Linked DNA regions of Homo sapiens: region 2 is linked to region 1. Evidence: chromatin loops called from intact Hi-C (ENCODE). Cell type or tissue: gastrocnemius medialis. All regions are shown on one strand. Each heading gives the region's core, and the rest is flanking DNA. Links, peaks and the distances in the headings are about the cores only.

Region 1 (2,906 bases), core at 249-2,748:
TGCACAGGGCTGCTTTGGAAGTAGGACACTCATTGGAGCATCTGCAGTGCTTCGTTGCTGGGATGGCGCTTCTCTAAATAACCAAGGCTACATCCTGGAAAAAGTACAGTGAGATAAATTCCTTTTTGGCTGGGAAAAGGCGACTGACTTTGAAAAGCATGCAGAAAGGAAAAACTGGAGGGGCCAAATTCCAGGGCAAAGTCTAAGAGTGAAACTTGCTCATCTTCAGTGAGGTTCTGCCCCCTGCTCATTCCAGGGCAAAGTTTTGTGACTCCTAAGGTGATAGAAACAGGACCTGCCACTTTACTGCACTTGGAGGTAAAATGCTTTTGTTGCTAATCACCTCACTGGATCCTCACCACAGACTTATGAAGAAGGAAAATTATCCCCCTTTTTATGAGCAATGAAATGGGCTTTGCAAAATGGAGGTAAAGTGTCACACCCAAGGTCCCAGAACCAAGCCCAACTCAAGTCCTCAGTTTGTCTTCAAATGACTGCTTTTCAATGACCACTTTGAAGGATCTGCCTCAGTTATCACAACCATTTGTGAAAACAAGCAAAAAAACTCTCAATCGTTCCTATACTGTTTAACAGATATTTTCTGAGTACCTACTACGTGGCCAGCCCCTTGAGATGTTGGTGGCTGCCAGTGAAGCACTTGTAGCCATGACACTTGCCATATGAGAGCACTCAAATGATCCTAATCCTCCGCCTTCAGAGAAGGAGAAGGTCTGGCCTTTGTTCCGTTCTCATCTACAACCTCTTGTCTGAGTACCAAGTTACTATGGTGATGGATTCTTGGAAGGGCAGACACAGACAGATGGATAGGTTGATGTGTTTTGCCCAAACATGCAGATACTTCAGCAACTGGGTGCTCTGGAAATGCTGAAGCAGCAGAGAATGCGCTAACCTTCAATGAGGGCTTTCGGTTGAGGGGCTCCAACAGGGAGACATTTGTTCTGCAATGTGTCCAGAGAGGGCAACGGTTACCATATAGAAGCGTAAATCAGATGCTATGGAACATCAAACACCCAACTTCCATTAGAAGGCTAAATAGGCAGCAAAACAGAAAAATCAGGTTCCCCAGTCAGAGAGGTACTGGTCCAATTCTGGCTCTGCTGCTGACTAGATTTGTGACTTGGCATGGCACATTTAGCCTCTTCGTCCTTGCACAGCTGTTGGCAAGATTCAAGGTTACATAGGTTAAGTGCTCAGCCAGGGCCTGACACAGAGAGGGAAGTCAACTTTAAAAAATATGATTAATAACATCAGCGAAAGTTCTATACTTGCTTTAACTCCTATTTCAGATGCTGTTGTACGCTGTGTGCAGCCCATTTTACCAACAGAATTCTTGAGGAGCAGAAGTCACCCGTTTATCTGAGCCAGAAATAGAAGCTGAGTTTCTATTCTCAGTAGAGACCATGCCTCACACTGTGTGGCAATCCTCCCTTATTGTCCTCATGGTACCCTGGCTCACATTACCTCCCTGCCACTTCCTAGCTATGAAACTTCAGGCAAATTTCTTCACCTCTTTACCCTTCAGTTTTCTCATCTGCAAAATGGGAATCATAATGATGGTAGCTATACCATAGGGCTGTTGCGAGGATTAAACGGGAAGATACACTGCAGTGCACAGCACTTTGCTCAGTAACCACAGAGGCTTGGAGAGGAGGCAGCACCTCTTAAGGGCCTGTGGCAAGTGAGTGTGGCCCAGGAGGGTGTGACTCCAAGGCCAATGGTCTTTCCATGCTCCACAGTCTTTCACCACCAAACAATCACATCCCCAGGATGAAGTCATCTATCTTGGGATCTACAGATGGGAAGGGCTTGGTAGCCTTCCTGAAATGTATGTCTTGGCAGTAACTTCTCCTGCTCCTTCTAGAAGGTGACAGTCTGTGTTGCCTACCTTTCTGGGCTTCCTCAAAGCGATCGTTCTCTGCTAGCCACTGAGCATACGGCATGTAGATGTCATCCTTAAACTCAGGATGCTTCTCACCCAAAGCAAAGGCCTGGGGGAAGGAGCAAATGAAGTCTTAATAAAGCTGCCCCTGCAGCCCCCATGAAAACACTGTACTTGGCTGAATCCATTAGGGACATCATATTTTGCCAGCCTGACAACTCAGAGGGGGAGAGTGCCTCCCCCAAAAAACTACCCACAGAAATGCAAAAACAAATCAGCTCTTCGAAAACAAAAGGCAATTAACAGCAATATGCAAGCGACTGGATTCAGTAACAACACAGTCTGTTTCTGGACCACAGAAGCGGCACAGAATCGGAAACATTTTATTTTGAGGGTTTGCGTGGGCTCCTGTAGTGCTGCAAACAGATTTCTTTTAATTGCGGGCGACACCTAAGGAAACAGAATTGACATTATCATCATCACCACTTCTTATCAGTTGTCAAAGATGACTGTGGGCTTCGTGCTGTATGGACCCACTGACTGCTTCTCACCTAAGCCCCAGAACCACCTGTCAGGCCAGGAGAACCGGACATGAGCCATGGTGAGAAAGTCTGCCTGATGCACAGCGAGGTCTGAGTCATTCTAAGATGCTCTAATCTATGCTGCTTGGGAAATCTAATAAATTTCTCTTGAGAAGCCACCATTGCCTCTGTCCCTAGCCCCACCTTTTCTCATGACTGACCTCATCACCTCACCAATGGAGCTGTTCAGAGAGCAGACAACAGTCAGACGGCTCCTCTCAGTGAAGGCTTTGCTTTCACTCTAAAATGGACCATGATGGGTGGGTGGGTGAGTCGGGGGAGGATCTTGGCACAGCTCCTAATCCTCTCGGGGATGGATTTCTCTGCAGGGAACAGGGAGCCAGTGAGCTGGAGGGTGGGGGTTGAGCCATAGAAGGGGCAGCATCAGCTGCTTCTGCCAGCCTGAGGCTGGCCACCTTTCTCGC
Region 2 (2,906 bases), core at 110-2,609, 92 kb before region 1:
CTCTGGGTGGGGAGCTCTCTAGAGTATGTGAGTATGGGAGGAGGCTCAGCTTGCTACAGGACAGCCCCCAAGAGAGACAAATTGGACCCTCTCCAGGAGCCCCCAGAATGGTGAGGGAGGAGGTCATGACATCAGACAGATGCCACACACTAACCAGCTCATCAGAGGAGTGCGGGAGGGCTTCCTGGAGGAGGGGAGGTTGGAGCAGCACTTGACAGATGGGGCTGGGGAAGGCATTCCAGGCAGAGCACACGATAGGGGCAAAGGCTCAGAGATGTTGGAATGTGGCTTGGGTAGCAGGCCGAGGGGAAGCTGAGAGTGTGCTGGGCCTTGCCTGCAGGCTAAAGACTTGGATGCTGTCATGTGGGCTGCGGGGAGCCAGCAGGGCTTTGGGGAAAGGAGAGACATGGCTGATCTGGTTCCGGAAGGGACCCTGTGGCTGCTGGTCTGTATTGGCCCTGCCAGGTGCTGGCAGGATCCAGGGGCGGAGGCGCTCACCCGGAGCCCCCACTGTGGCTGGACCAGGTAACTCCCGAGGGCCTCTCCAGCTCTGACAGCCATGTGGGGATTGCCATGGAAACCAGCCGGTTCCCGAGTGGGGACAAGCCCAGAAAGTCTCTGAGTGCCAGCCACGTGGACTTGGATCCTCACTGCCCCCCAAGTACAGCCGTTTTCTTCTTTCCAAAGGCCATGTCTGAGCCAGGGCCGAACCAAACAGACCGCCCAGACAGGCATCCAGTGGCAGGGGCCCTGCTCCACCCTGCTCGGCTGATACTCGATGCAGTCAAGATCTGGGGGCCAGCGCCAGCGGGGGCCCTCCCCGCCTAGTCCACCGTCCTTTACCCTGAAACTTGATAAATCATGCGCTGGAGGGGGAGGGAAGCTCGCAGCTCCATTACGAGTCCCGGCAAGGCCCCAGTGGGGCGTTAATCATGTAGCACTTTATGCTCTGATCGGTAAATAATGGGGGGGGGCCCGCAGGCAGAGGCCTTGGAGTGGAGGCCAGGCCCAGGAAAGTGGCCAAACCCCCTTGCCTGTGCCCTTCTCCAGCCTCTGCCCGCTATCTTTGTTTGAGGTGACTGAGCTCTCTAGAAGCAGCCATCACCTTGATGGGCCTCAGTTTCCCCAGCTCAAAACCCAGGGTTTTTCCAGCTCCAAGCGGCTGATTTCCTGGCAACCATTGGTGGCTCCCAGCAGAGCGGCGGGTGGGGAGGCTGTGGTTAAGGGCGGGGATCTGGAGCCCGCAGGCCTGCGCTGGAGGCTTGGATCTAGCCATTCCGGCTGTGTGCCCCTGGGCAAATCACTTCAACTCTCTGTGCCTCAGTTTCCTTTACTGTAAAGCAGCATCAACTCTTTCAGGGTGTGGTGAGGGTTGAATGAGATAATACAGAAAGAGGTCTCAGCACAAAGCAGACTGCACACAGCTGCTTGCTACTGTCACTCTACCGAACTGTTACTATGAGAAAGCTGCCCCTCCCCATCCTGGGGCTGGGCCTCTGAGCTCGGATGTGGGCAGCTGGAGAGAGGGCCCCGTTGTCACCTCTGTGTCCCCAGCTCATGGAATCCAGCCCGGAGATGTTTGCGCAAGGCTCCAAGCAGCCCTGTCTTCTTGGCTGTGTCCACAGCGGTCGTGCGATGACTCTGGGACCAGCGGTAGAGTCCTGCTGCAGAGCACAGCCTGCGGCCAGGCATATGGGCTGGACCCCGAGGAGACCAGGGGCTGGGGAGGAGGGTGTGAGATCGAACCTCCAAGTCCCCCCAGCCCCAGGAGGGAACTGCCAGTGTTCCCTGGAGAGGCAACTATTTCTCGGCTCCTGGCCTGGAGTCCCTTCAGGGGAGGAAGCTGGGAGGGAAACTGTTCCAGGGCTTGGAAAGACTGGCTTCGTGCTCTGCCCCTCCTGCTGGGGGGAGGGAAGCCTTTTCCCTGGGCCAGGGAAGAGCCGCTGGCTGCCCATCCCACACTGTGCTCCTCTGGGACCCAGGGGGAGGGGAGCTGGAAATGGGGCCAGGCCGGGCCGGAATGAGAAACAGCTTCATGAAGGGGGAGCTGGGTGTCTAGGGGCTGCGTCCAGCTAACTAAACAATGGCTGCTTGAGTCAGCGACTGTGGCGGTGGTTCCCAGGCGCCAGGGCAGAGCAGGCCGAGGCCAGAGCTCCCACTACTGTGTCCTTGGTGAGGGCGGTGTAGCCCATCCAGCCTCGGATGCTTTGACTTCAGGAAGCGGTGGAGTGGCTTGTCCCTGTCCTCGGGAGCTCCCGAGCCTCTGCTCCGTGGTCTGCATAGCTAATTGGGAACATTTATTGAGCACCTACAGTGCTTAGCACTGAAGGCTCCTATGAGCTCAGTCCTTCCATAAGCCCTAGGTGGTGGGTGCTATTGCTGTCTTATTTTACAGATGTGGAGTCCGAGGTTCAGAGGGGATGGTGCCTCCCATAGTGAGGTAAGAGCTGTGAGACTTAGGAGTCAGGAGCCTCAGCTTTCTCATCTGTAAAATGGGTACGCAGCAAGAGTGTGTGTGTGTGTGTGTGTGTGTGTGCGTGCGTGCACCCCCAGGGCTGTAAGGTGCCCCCAGTAGCTGTAGTGTCACACAGTAGGTCCTTAATCCAGCCAGGCTTGTGACCTAAGCCTGGGGCTTGTCCTTCCAGGCCATGCCTGTTTGGGGTGGGTGGGCAGATCATGCCCAGTCTGTGTGTTGGCCCTCAGGGCGGCCTGGCTGGCTGGCTTCAGCCCTTCCAGATGGTGTCCAGCTGGTCTGGATAACCTCAAAGCCCTGGAGCTGGGTGACCCGCCTCTTCCAGAGGGGTCAGGGAAACCAAGGCAGGCCTCCCCGAAGGGTCTGCCAGAGCTGCTGTGTCCTTTGCCGTTTGTCTGAAGCCTCTGCTCTTCTCTGTGCCTTGGTTTCTCCA

What was found. A loop is a pair of places that touch in the nucleus more often than their neighbours do. Peaks named below come from ENCODE experiments on the same cell type or tissue, not always from the same donor. Only the 100,000 strongest peaks of a DNase experiment are listed, where the experiment ranks them.
Region 2: a loop joins it to region 1, with 2.4 times the contacts of the local background. A loop is called at or near these places in 71 of 110 quality-filtered maps.

The regions. Positions count from the first base shown.
Region 1 is chr3:129,503,422-129,506,327 of GRCh38, reverse strand. It overlaps IFT122 (intraflagellar transport 122), which reads right to left. Exons shown (of 30, transcript NM_052989.3): 21 at 1,907-2,009. Among named protein-coding and RNA genes, the nearest start is that of RHO, 24 kb to the left of the region's middle. In gastrocnemius medialis, for the core only: no CTCF peak of the experiment used is centred there; a DNase peak (open chromatin) is centred at 1,417; H3K27ac peaks cover 2,397 bases.
Region 2 is chr3:129,595,552-129,598,457 of GRCh38, reverse strand. The region is part of intron 1 of PLXND1 (plexin D1); the gene reads left to right. Among named protein-coding and RNA genes, the nearest start is that of PLXND1, 9.7 kb to the left of the region's middle. RefSeq lists an enhancer at 1,509-2,240. In gastrocnemius medialis, for the core only: no CTCF peak of the experiment used is centred there; DNase peaks (open chromatin) are centred at 537, 1,567 and 2,007; H3K4me3 peaks cover 772 bases; H3K27ac peaks cover 2,500 bases.